Linked DNA regions of Homo sapiens: region 2 is linked to region 1. The links are chromatin contacts, found by Hi-C in ENCODE. All regions are on one chromosome and are shown on one strand. Each heading gives the region's core, a stretch centred on a gene start or an enhancer-like site at or near the end of the contact. The rest is flanking DNA. Distances are from core to core; before and after follow the strand shown.

Region 1 (6,647 bases), core at 2,701-5,200:
ACAGATAAGTAACCATCAAATGTTTTCTTCTCTGTCAAAACTCAGAATGCTTTTTTTTTTTCTTTTTTTGAGAAGGGTCTTGCTCTGTGGCCCAGGTTGGAGTGCAGTGGTGTGAACGTAGCTCACTGCAGCCTCGACCTCCCAGGCTCAAGCGATCCCCCCACCTCAGCCTCCAGAGTAGCTGGGACTACGAGTGCACGCCACCACACCCAGCTGATTGTTGTATTTGTTTATGTTACCTAGGCTGGTCTCAAACTCCTGGACTCAAGTAGTCCCAGATCTCAGCCTCCCAGGGTGCTGGGATTACAGGTGTGAGTCACGGTGCCACAAGCAAGACACTTTCTCTATCCCTTCATCAACTATAAATTACTTGGGTATAAAGCATTTCCCAAAATGGCCAAATTTAAACAACAGTGTAAAAACATGGGAGGAAGTTAAGAGTTAAAGGTATGTCTAGAATTCTAATGCAAATCTTTTTTTAACCCTATGAGCACAATAAATCAAGGCACCAAGAATCACGACTTTCAACGTGAACCCTAGAGAGAAAGTGAACCCTAGAGAGAAAACAGACAAATTTGAGAACTGAGAACACCCACATCACCTAGGGAAGGCAACCTCTGAAACTGCTCTTCCCGGCTGTGGTAGGAGAATGCCCATCTCGTGCCTAATCCCTAGAACTTGTGAATATGCTACATTACATGTCAAAAGGAATTCTGCAGATGTAATTAAAATTACAAACTTTAAAATAAAGAGATTATCCTGGCTTCTCTGTGTGCACTAAATCTAATCTGAGCCCTGAAAAGCAGGATATTTTCTCTAGCTGAAATCAGAGAGATGTGGCAGAAGAACTGGCCCTCGCTGGAGGGAGACACATAAAAAGCATGAGAAGGAATTCGGGCAGCTTCTGGGAACAAAGACTGACTCCTGGCTAACAGCCAGTAAGGAAAGAGGGCACCTCAGTCCTACAAGCTCAAGGAACTGAATATGGCCAACAGCATAAATGGGCTTGCAAGCAAGTTCCACCCCAAGGCATTCAGTAAGAAATGCACCCTGCCAACGTCTTGATTTCAGCCTTGATAGGCCTTGATAGCAGGAGACCTAGTGGAACCTACTTGGACCTCTGACCTACAGAAACTACCAAATGATAAATGTGTGTTTTTTGTTTGTTTGTTTTTGAGATGGAGTCTCGCTCTGTCACTAGGCGGGATAGCAGTGGTGCGATCTCGGCTCACTGCAACCTCCGCCTCCCGGGTTCAAGCAATTCTCCTGCCTCAGACTCTTGAGTAGCTGGGACTACAGGTGTGCGCCATCACACCCAGCTAATTTTTGGATTTTTAGTAGAGATAGGGTTTCACCGTGTTGGCCAGGATGGGTCTCAGTCTCTTGACCTCGTGATCCGCCTGCCTCAGTCTCCCAAAGTGCTGGGATTACAGGCGTGAGCCACCACACCTGGCTAAAGGTGTGTTGTTTTAAGATGCTAAACTTGTGGTAATTTGTTAGAGCGGCAACAGAAAAACACACAAACAGCAATATCGAAAAAAATAAAGAACTCAATTCTCCCGGAAGCAAAATAAAGCTGAGTTATGAAGTATCCAGTCACTCAACACCCATAAACTCTTCAATCACCCTCCCAGCCCTCTTAACACTTCCCCTACCCCCATTTTCTTTGATGACAACTCACCCTTCCAGTTCTTAATTCTGGGCTTTCCCAGAGAAGAACCCTTGCCCTGGGGACTTTTCTTGCAGGAACCCTGAAGTGGGATATCTCTCAAGTTTTCACCTACAGATAACTATATTTTATCAGTAAAACACTGTTCACTGATTGTGCAATATCCCCAGAAATATCCCAAGGCTATTCTTCCCAAAGCCCATAGCTACTAACTCTACAGTCCCTACTCTTTCCACTGTACTGAAAGGTTTCCCAGCATTCAGCCCGGCTTCCTTCCTTCCACAATGCTTCACCCCACACCCCACCCCCCTCCATCCAGTTAGTCATCAAGAATTGTCTACGTTCCCCCTCCTCTGGAATCTGTCTTCCTCTTTCAGTTTCTACCACTGTCTAATGCAGGCCTTTATAATCTCCCGCCCGACTAGGTCATGCCACAATCATTTTACGGAGCAATGTGGCAGGCAGTGAGCTAGCAGTGAGAATATAAGGATGAAAAAGGACAGGTTCCCTACTCCCTCCAAATGTTCAAACTCTCTTAATAGCTTAACTGGTCTCTCTTCTCTGCCCTGCATCCATCTCCAGGGACAGGGACTCTAGGCATATTCCCAACACTGGCATTTCACTACTCCAAAGAATGCCACATGCCAAACACAGGCTCAATTCCTTGGCACAACACCCCCACTAAAGTGCTAGTACCTGCTCACCCTCATTCCATCATCTCCTGGGCTCTCTTACTCCTCGAGCCCCAGAACTCTCAGCCTACAAGATCCTCCCTCCACGCAGTAAATGCTCATGTTTCCTAACTCCTCAGCTTGGAATGGTGGCTATTCACACTCCTACTTGTCTTTCTAGGACTCAATTTATTCGTCACCTACTCACTAGACTGCCCCTGGTCTGCTCAAGTTAACCGCCGCTTCGCAAGAAACCCCTGCAGTATACACATTACAGACTGACAAGACTGCGCTGTGACGGTTCCTTTACCATCCCTCAGGAAAGGGGCTGTGTCTCAGGCAAATCTGTGGCGAGCACAACACGCCAATAAGCTCAGTTAAAAACTGTCAGGCCTCTGAGCCCAGGCCAGGCCATCGCATCCCCTGTGACTTGCACGTATACATCCAGATGGCCTGAAGTAACTGAAGATCCACAAAAGAAGTAAAAACAGCCGTAACTGATGACATTCCACCATTGTGATTTGTTCCTGCCCCACCCTAACTGATCAATGTACTTTGTAATCTCCCCCACCCTTAAGAAGGTTCTTTGTAATTCTCCCCACCCTTGAGAATGTACTTTGTGAGATCCATCCCTGCCCACCAGAGAACAATTGACTAATTTTCCATTACCTTCCCAAATCCTATAAAACGACCCCACCCCTATCTCCCTTCGCTGACTCTCTTTTCGGACTCAGCCCACCTGCACCCAGGTGAAATAAACAGCTTTATTGCTCACACAAAGCCTGTTTGGTGGTCTCTTCACACGGACGCGCATGAAAAAAACTGCTAACAGAAACAAGCAGTCGGTGGTGAGGGGCTAGAGTTCCTCTGAGCGGGGCCACTGACCCCAGCTCTTCACGCTCTCCTCCAGAAACGACGATCGCTTCCTGACAGCGGCTTCCTGCCATCCTTCGGCAAAGTCCACATTCCTTCGGGGGGTCACCCTCAGATCCTCCGTCCCACCGCCCACACCCCAAACAACTACCTTCCCAATCTCATCTTACATCCACCCTCCTCCCATCACTTTCTTTCACCGTTGATGCGCTTTTCTGGAAGAGAAACCATGAAGCACCCAGCCCTGCTAAACCCACTACAGCCGGCTGCTTCTCTCCCTTTCCCTATTCAGTGTGGTTCAAAAAGCGGGGGAAAGTCTGCACCCAAAGCACACAAATGACGAATGAGAAAGCTCAAGACGATGATTCATAAGCCAGGGCTCGTTGGTTTGCAGAGCTCGGCCCCAGGAAAGCAAACGAGCAGTCCATGTCGGGAACGGAGGGGACAGACGGGGGGGCCCGAGCCCTGGGACCCACGCAAGTCCCCGGCGCCTTCTGTCTCCCGGCGCCGTAGGTTTCTCACGGGTCCGGCCCTGGCCTCGCCCGCCACGCTAAGGAGGAAGGTCCCACAATCCAGCCCCCTGCCCCGACCACTACTCACATTTGACTGACCAGCTTCTGCCGGAAGGCGGTGCTCCGCCAGTCGGTCTCTTGCCCGGAAACGTCCATGCCTGTTCCCCAGCTCCCGCCGCCCGTATCCCGCTTGGCCGCCACCGCCGCCGCCTCAGTCACAGAGCCAGGCCCAAACCCGGAAGCCGTCCGCAGTGCCTCGGCCGAGCCGGAAGTGAAGGAGGGCTTGTGGGAAATGGAGTCTCGCGCACAGGCTTGTGGGAAATGAAGTTCCCCGCCGGGGACGAAGCGGTCTCGGTTCCGCCCGGCTGGGAGACACACGCCCCTCTTCCAGTGCAGCTGTCGGACACGGCAGGTGCTCCCGCAGCAGACCTGCGCCTGACCGCCTGCATTTTCTGCAACTCTTCAGTGTGCTGGCCTTATCTAGTCCCTGAGATCCAGACCCCTCCGGGATGCCAGGCCAAGCTGCCAGCTATCTATAGTAATGCTAGGGAGAGAGTGTTTATTTATCAAATATGTGTGGGTACCTACTGTGTGCCAGTGCAACGTGATCTGGGATCTGCTTTCATGCAACTGCCTGCTAGCGCCGCATCCGAAGAGCGACCAGATGGACTCTCATCACCGCTTCACTCTTCGATTTTTTGAATCTCACATCTCACAATGGCTGTATTTGGGGGTTGGGAATGTGAGGCCCCTAAACCACGTTAATTAATTTTTAGACATGGGCTTTCCCTTTTGACCAGCAGCCACGTCCCCTTCATGGAGAACTCAGCCTAGCTAGTTGCTGGAGGCCAGATGTCAAACGAATTTGATAGGTGAAGGTGAGCGAGCTGAAGGTGGGATGAGGGGTTATGGGGGCCTGAGAATGCTTTTAGGAATGTAAAAGTTCTGCCTCCTTGGAACTATGGGGCCTTTATCTGCTACCCTGGGGAGGGAGGTGACGTGAGGAAAATCTGGAGCCCAAGTGGTCAATAAGCACCAGGTGGACACCAACCAACATGGGCCTCAGGAGACTGTGGACTGGCACCTACTGAAGCCTAAGTGCCAGGCCCCTGCTAGGCACTGTACACCCCTTACACCCCTTGTTACTGTGCCCCAGACAGGAGGTTGAAGGTGGTAGAGAGTGGGTGGGAGAGGAGTGAGCACTCTCCCCAAAGAGGCCTCTCTTGCCAACAGAGTTTCATGTCTTGTGTTGATGTGAGAGCTGTTCATGTTTTCAAACGTTTTCTGCTCTAATACTCCCAAAATCGTTATTGTTTTTTTTGAGGGGGGGGGGATAGAATTTAGCCCTTGTTGGCCAGGCTGGAGTGCAGTGGTGCCATCTCGGCTCACTGCAACCTCTGTCTCCCGGGTTCACGCAATTCTCCCACCTCAGCTTCCCCAGTAGCTGGGATTACAAGCGTACCCCACCATGCCTGGCTAATTTTTGTATTTTTAGTAGAGACAGGGTTTCACCACGTTGGCCAGGCTGGTCTCGAACTCCTGACCTCAGGTGATCCACCTACCTCGGCCTCCCAAAGTGCTGGGATTACAGGCATGAGCCACCGTGCCCGGTGGCAAAACTAATTTTTTTTTTTTGAGATGGAGTCTCGCCCTGTTGCCCAGACTGGAGTGCTGTGGTGACATCTCGGCTCACTGCAACCTCTGCCTCCCGGGTTCAAGTGATTCTCCTGCCTCAGCCTCCCAAGTAGCTGGGATTACAGGTGCCTGCTACGAAGCCCAGCTAATTTTTTGTATCCTTAGTAGAGACAGGGTTTCACCATCTTGGCCAGGCTGAAAACTAATTTTTAAAAACTCTATCTAGAGTGATCATCTTGACCGGGGTTGCCCAGGACATCCAAGGTTTTAGTGTTTTTTTCCTTGTTTTATTTTGTTGTTGTTGTTTGTTTGTTTGTTTTTTGAGATGGAGTCTTGCTCTGTTGCCCAGGCTGGAGTGCAGTGGCACAATCTTGGCTCACTGCAAGCTCCGCCTCCCGGGTTCACGCCATTCTCCTGCCTCAGCCTCCCAAGTAGCTGGGACTACAGGCGCCCGCCACCACGCCCAGCTAATTTTTTTGTATTTTTAGTAGAGACAGGGTTTCACCGTGTTAGCCAGGATGGTCTCGATCTCCTGACCTCATGATCCGCCTGCCTCGGCCTCCCAAATTGCTGGGATTACAGGCGTGAGCCACCGCGCCCGGCCCTTGGTTTTTTTTTTTTTTTTTTTTTTTTTTTTTTTGAGACAGAGTCTCACTCTGTCGCCCAAGCTGGAGTGCAGTGGCGCAATCTCAGCTCACTGCATCCTCCGCCTCTCAGGTTCAAGTGATTCTCCTGCCTCAGCCTCCTGAGTAGCTGGGACTACAAGCACCTGGCACCACATCTGGCTAATTTTTGTATTTTTGGTGGAGACAGGGTTTCACCATGTTGGCCAGGATGTTCTCAATCTCCTGACCTGGCGATCCACCCGCCTTGGCCTCCCAAAGTGTTGGGATTACAGGCGTGAGCCACCACGCCCAGCCTTGTTTTCTTTTTTTTTGAGACAGAGTCTCGCTAGGTCTGCCAGGCTTGAGTGCAGTGGCGTGATCGCTTACTGCAGTCCCCGCCATCCGGGGTTCAAGTGATTCTCGTGCCTCAGCCTCCCCAGTAGCTGGGACTACAGTGCGCCACCACGCCCGACTCATTTTTGTATTTTATTTTATTTTATTTTTAGTAAAGATGGGGTTTCACCATGTTGCCCAGGCTGGTCTTGAACTCCTGACAGGTGATCCGCCTGCCTCGGCCTCCCAAAGTGCTGGGATTACAGGTGTGAGCCACCGTGCCCAGCCCCAGGTTTAAGTTTTGAAAGTCCTGTGTTCTGGCTGGGCATGGTGGCTCACGCCTATAATC
Region 2 (6,647 bases), core at 2,071-4,570, 1.2 Mb before region 1:
ACAAGAAAATTTAAAACTTAGCCAGGTGTGACAGCTCACACCTGTGGTCCCAGCTACTCCAAAGACTAAGGCAGGAAGGCAGGTTGAGGCTGCAGTGAGCTGTGACAGCACCACTACACTCCAGCCTGGGGGACGGGGGAGACTCTGTCTCAAAAACAAACAAAACAAAAAACAAAAAAAACCGGCCGGGCAAGGTGGCTCACGCCTATAATCCCAGCACTTTGGGAGGCCAAGGCGGGCAGATCACGAGGTCAGGAGATGGAGACCATTCTGGCTAACACGGTGAAACCAGTCTCTACTAAAAAAAAAAAAAAAATAGAGGGCCAGGCACGGTGGCTCACACCTGTAATCCCAGCATTTTGGGAGGCCGAGGCGGGCGGATCACCAGGTCAGGAGATGGAGACCATCCTGGCTAACACAGTGAAACCCCGTCTCTACTGAAAATACAAAAAATTAGCCGGGCGTGGTGGCAGGCGCCTGTAGTCCCAGCTACTCGGGAGGCTGAGGCAGGAGAATGGCATGAACCCGGGAGGCGGAGCTTGCAGTGAGCGGAGACCATGCCACCGCACTCCAGCCTGGGCGACAGAGCGAGACTCCGTCTCAAAAAAAAAAAAAAATGGTATCTTATTGCCACAAAGAGTCTGTTTTGTCAATCTTATGATTTCTATTTCTTTATTTTTATTTATTTTATTTATTTTTTTTTTGAGACGGAGTCTTGCTCGCTGCCCAGGCTGGAGTGCAGTTGTGCAATGTCGGCTCACTGCAAGCTCCACCTCGTGAGTTCACGCCATTCTCCTGCCTCAGCCTCCCGAGTAGCTGGTACTACAGGCGCCTGCCACCACGCCCAGCTGATTTTTTTGTGTATTTTTAGTAGAGATGGGGTTTCACCGTGTTAGCCAGGATGGTCTCGATCTCCTGACCTGGTGATCCACCCGCCTCAGCCTCCCAAAGTGCTGGGATTACAGGTGTGAGCCACCGTGCCTGGCCCCTTATGATCTCTATTTCAACATTAATGCTGGTCAGTTGTTGTGTCTAAGCCACAAAAGGGAGGGGGATATAACAAGGCACAGCTGATCTCTATCCCATCATGGCCAGGAACTCAGTTTTAAGGTTTTCCTGGGGTTCTCTTGGCCACAAGGGTGTCTGCTTAGCCAGTGGGGGGACTTAGGGTTTTATTTTTAGTTTACAGGGAGGAGCAGGCTCAAGAGCTGAAAATCAAGAGTTCTGTTTAAGGCATATTAAATTCGAGATGTCTGGCCCGGCACGGTGGCTCACGCCTGTAATCCCAGCACTTTGGGAGGCAGAGGTAGGTCGATCACTCGACGTCAGGAGTTCGAGACCGGCCTGACCAACATAGTGAAAACCTGTCTCTACTAAAAATACAAAAATTAGCATGGGCATGGTGGCAGGCACCTATAATCCCAGCTACTGGGGAGGCTGAGGTGGGAGAATTGCTTGAATGTGGGAAGTAGAGGTTGCAGTGAGCCAAGACGGCACCATTGCACTCCAGCCTGGGCGACAGAGCAAGACTCCATCTCAAAAAAAAAAAAAAAAAAAAAAAAAAAATTTGAGATGTCTTTCAGTCCTCCAGTGGAGATATTAAGTAAGCCACTAACTACACAAGACTGGGGAAAGCAGCTTATAGATGACTGGGAAATTATATCACCCACAGAGAATGTTTATGGAAAAGAAACGTATGAGATCTGAGAGAAGGGAGGAGGGTCCAGAAAGGAGACTGGGAAAAGAAAGACCGCTGAAGTCGATGGAAAACAAAGAGCATGTGAAATCCCAGATACCAAAGAAGGGCTTCAGAAGGAGGGAGTGGTCAACAGTGGGACATACTGTTGAGAAGCCCAACAAAATGAGGACTGAGGCTGCCCAGACGCGGTGGCTCACGCCTGTAATCCCAGGACTTTGGGAGGCCGAGGCAGGTGGATCACCTGAGGTCAGGAGTTCGAGACCAGCCTGACCAACATGGAGAAACCCCTTCTCTACTAAAAATACAAAATTAGCTGGGCATGGTGGCGTATGCCTGTAATCCCAGCTACTCGGGAGGCTGAGGCAGGAAAATCTCTTGAAGCCGGGAAGCGGAGGTTGCGGTGAGCCAAGATCTCACCATTGCACTCTAGCTTGGGCAACAAGAGCGAAACTGCGTCTCAAAAAAAAAAAAAAAAAAAAATGAGGACTGAGGATTGAATACTATATTTAGCAACAAGAAGTCGCTGGGAACCTGAAAAGAGAGGCCGCTGAAGTCGAGAGAAAACAAAGAGCAGGTGAAATCCCAGATACCAAAGGAGGGCTTCAGAAAGAGGGAGTGGTCAACGGTGTGACATACTGTTGAGAAGCCCAACAGTTCTGGGGTCGAAATTCTGACTTGAGTGGTTTCAAGAGACTCAGAAAACAGCATGAAGCCACTAGTCTCTCACTTGTTCTTAAGAGAAACAACACGGCGGCAGCGGGAGGGGAACGTGGGACGTGGGGCACGGGGCACGGGTGGATTTTTAAATTTTATTTATTATTTTTGAGACAGCGTCTCGCTCTGTCGCCCAGGCTGGAGTGCAGTGACACGATCTCGGCTCACCGCAACCTCCGCCTCCCGGGTTCAAGCGATTCCCCTGCCTCAGCCTCCCAAATAGCTAGGATTACAGGCGCCCGTCACCACGCCCCGCTAATTTTTGTATTTTTAGTAGAGACGGGGTTTCACCGTATTAGCCAGGCTGGTCTTGAACTCCTGACCTCAGGTGATCCGCCCGCCTCGGCCTCCCAAAGTGCTGTGATTACAGGTGAGCCACTGCGCCCGACCTGGTTTGCTTTAAATTAGAAGGCTCTGCAGCACGTTTGCAGGCTGATAGGCATGAACCAGAACACAGCGAGACGTGAAGTACGGAAGAGGTAGAGACTACTCATTCAAGGGCGAAACTCGCGAACAGACGGGGGACGGTCCGGGCAGAACCAGAGTAAGGAAAACCGGGCTGCGCTCGAGCCCGCAGCTGACGTCATCGGAGCCGCGGCCCCGGGAGAGCGCGGCGGCCCGAGGGTCATTACCCTGACTGGAGACAGGGCGGCAGCTTCCGGGAGGAAGTGACCTTTGGGCTGTGCTCTGGGGAGTAGCTGAGAGGGAAGGCGAGCGGCGCGCAGTGCGGGACAGGCGGTTCACTGAGGCAGAGTGGAGCGCCGCTCCCGACTGCGGCTCAACTTACATTTTGTCCTTTTGGTGCTGTCGCTTCCCCATGGCGGAGCGGCGGCGGCGACTAGCGAGCACGAAAAAACAACGGCTGACAACTCAGACCATGGAGCCGCAGCCGAGTTCCGTGACCACTTCCGGGTTCCGCGGCGCGCCCCGGAAACGGGCGCCTGGCGTGCTGGGAATTGTGGTTCGCTAGCGCCAGGTGCTCATGCTCGGAAGGATCGCCTGCCCAGTATGGGGTCCTAGCTAGGTGTGCCATCTCCCGCAGGCGTCTTTTCGGGGCCGAGCTCCCTCAGCCTCGAAGCCCCATCTTCTTGAGGGGTCTGTCTGGACCGCCTTGTCTACCCCCCTAGCCACGGCTCAGGGCCATTCCCATACTGGGTTCTCAGGTCTTATTTATTTATTTTCGAGACAGGGTCTCGCTCTGTCGCCCAGGTTGGAGTGCAGTGGCACAATCACAGCTCACTACTGCCTCGACCTCCCAGGCTCAAGCGATTCTCCCACCTCAGCCTCCCGAGTAGCTACGGGCACGCACCACCACACCCGGCTAATTTGTTAATTTTTTGTAGAGACAGGCTCTTACAATGTTGCCCAGGCTGGTCTGGAGCTCTTGAGCTCAAGCAGTCCTCCCGCCTTGGCCTCCCAAAGTGCTGGGATTACAGGCCTGAGGCTTCGCGCCCGGCCAGCGCTCAGGTCTTTTTCAACGTCCTCCTAGAGCTTCAAGTCTCATGAGCCTCCACCCCATCCCTTCCCGCCTCCGTGGCAGATGCCTTCAAAGCCATGTACCACTCTCGTTCTACTCGCTCACTTCTCATTCTCTCTGCATATTCGGTCCCCACCGCCTCCAGGCCCCTCGGAGGCCCAGCAGCAGGTGGCCATCAAGCCTAGAGGTCCAAAGCCCTACCTGATCCCTTCCGTCTCTTCTGCCAGACCCTTCCCTTGGGTCAGATCAGTACCTTGGGCCCCTAGCTACACTCAGGCCCAGGGTAATCTTGCCTAGGCTCCTAATTTTAAATGCCATTTGTATCCCATGACTCCCAGTACTAAGTCACCAGCACTCCAGGTTCCTGATCTCCACTTGGGTAACCACTGATCTGAAATGTAACATGTCTGGATGGGCGTGGTGGCTCACGCCTGTAATCCCAGCACTTTGTGTGTGTGTGTGTGTGTGTGTGTGTGTGTGTGTTTAGTAGAGACGGGGTTTCACCATGTTAGCCAGGATGGTCTCGATCTCCTGACCTCCTGATTCGCCTGCCTTGGCCTTCCAAAGTTCCGGGATTACAGGCGTGAGCCACCACGCCCGGCCAATCCCAGCACTTTGAGAGGCTGAGGCAGGCGGATCACTTGAGGTCAGGAGTTCAAGACTAACCTGGCCAACATGGCAAAACCCCATCTCTACTAAAAATACAAAAAATTAGCCTGGTGTGGTGGCACACACCTGTAATTCCAGCTACTTGGGAGGCCGAGACAGTAGCTTGAACTGGGGAGGCAGAGGTTGCCGTGAGCCAAGATTAGGCCACTGCATCCCAGCCTGGGTGACAGAGTGACTCTGCCTAAAAAAATTAAATTAACATGTCTGGTCAAAGTAGAATTTTCTTTTTTTTTTTCTTTTTTTTTTTGACATGGAGTTTTGCTCTTGTTGCCCAGGCTGGAGTGCAATGGTGTGATCTTGGCTCACTGCAACCTCCGCCTCCCAGGTTCAAGCGATTCTCCTGCCTCAGTCTCCCAGGTAGCTGGGATTATTACAGGCATGCGCCACCACGCCTGGCTAATTTTGTATTTTTAGTAGAGAAGGGGTTTCTCCATGTTGGTCAGGCTGGTCTCGAACTCCCGACCTCAGGTGATCCTCCCGCCTCAGCCCTCCCAAAGTCCTGGGATTACATGCATGAGTCACCGCACCCGGCCATAAAGCAGAATTTTCAATCCTCCCTCTTCTCCCAGTCCCCACTCTGCTGAGCAGTACCACCATCCACCCAGTCACCGAAAGCCAGCTATCTTTGCCTTATTTCATGGCTGGCTTCTTATTCTCTAGGTTTTAACATAAGTGTCACCTCCCCAGAGAGACCTTCCCTAACCACCCACTTCCATGCATCTCCCATAAAGTCTGTCACAATTCCTCACAATTTGTAATCCTGTGTAATTCAGTCTGTGTCCCGGTTTACTGAGCACCCTCCCTGACACAACCACTGCCTCCATGACACACATACAGTGGATGGGATGTAGCTCCTTAAGGGCTGGAATCTTAGGCCCAGCATGGTGGCAGCACCTGTGATTCCAGCTACTTGGGAGGCTGTAGTGGAAGGATCACTTGAGGCCCAGGAGTTTGAGGCTGCAGTAAACTATGATCAAGCCACTGCACTCTAGCCTGGGCAACAGAGTGAGATCCTGTCTCTTTAAAAAAGGGCCGGGGTGTGGGGAGGGGACAGTCGGTGCGGTGGCTCACGCCTGTAATTCCAGCACTTTGGGAGGCTAAGGCGGTTGGATCACCTGAGGTCAGGAGTTCGAGACCAGCCTGGCTAACATGGTGAAGCCCTGTCTCTACTAAAAATACAAAAATTAGCTGGGCGTGGTGGCATGTGCCTGTGATCCCAGCTCCTCAGGAGGCCTGAGGCATGGTGATCGCTTGAACCTGGGAGGCAGAGGTTGCAGTAAGCTGAGATCGCGCCACTGCACTACAGCCTGGGCAACAGAGCACAACTCTGTCTCTAAATAAGCAAGCAAACAAATAAATACAAACCAATTAAAAATAACCCATTTGTGGTGATGCACCATGATGACTCAGTCAGAAAGCAAAATGCACCAATAACCTAAAAATTGACCCCATTGGAGAAATATTTCAAAAAGCAAGAACAGTTGAGTAAATGATGTTCCACCCGTTTGATGGAATATTTTGTATCTATTGTTATTGGTGAACTTAAAGATTTATTATTATTATTATTATTATTATTATTATTACTTTTTATTTTTTGAGATGGAGTCTCGTACTGTTGCCCAGGCTGGAGTACAGTGGCGTGATCTCGGCTCACTGCAAGCTCCACCTCCCGGGTTCAAGCAATTCTCCTGCCTCAGCCTCCCGAGTAGCTGGGACTACAGGTGCCTGCCTCCACCCTCTGGGCTCAAGAGATTCTCCCACTCACGCCTCCCAAGTAGCTGGGACTACAGGTGCGCACCAACATGCCTGGCTAATTTGAATACCTGAGCTCAAGTGATCCCCCACCTCACTCCTCCCAAATTGCTGGGATTACAGTAGTGCACCACCACGCTCGGCCAGAATTCTGAATTGTCTTTTTATAAAACAGTGTGAGTTCCTTACACAAAAAGTCCTCTGAATTCTTTTTTTTTTTTTTAAAGACAGAGTCTCACTTTGTCGCCAGGCTGGAGTTCAGTGGCACGATCTTGGCTCACTGCAACCTCTGCCTCCTGGGTTCAAGCGATTCTTCTGCCTCAGCCTCCCAAGTAG

Evidence for each region. Hi-C counts contacts between places; a loop is a spot of excess contacts on that map. Pooled maps may share reads with other maps.
Region 2: a pooled map shows a loop between it and region 1 (6-fold over the local background). The contact joins the promoter of PPIL2 here to the promoter of MED15 in region 1. A Hi-C loop is called at or near these places in 4 of 50 pooled maps.

The regions. Positions count from the first base shown.
Region 1 is chr22:20,504,913-20,511,559 of GRCh38, reverse strand. MED15 (mediator complex subunit 15) reads right to left here and starts at 3,950. Exons shown (of 18, transcript NM_001003891.3): 1 at 3,814-3,950. The coding sequence starts at 3,881. RefSeq lists enhancers at 3,858-3,967, 5,847-6,346.
Region 2 is chr22:21,662,685-21,669,331 of GRCh38, reverse strand. PPIL2 (peptidylprolyl isomerase like 2) reads right to left here and starts at 3,320. Exons shown (of 20, transcript NM_014337.4): 1 at 3,201-3,320. The coding sequence starts at 3,232. RefSeq lists enhancers at 2,884-2,933, 3,004-3,243, 2,478-3,388.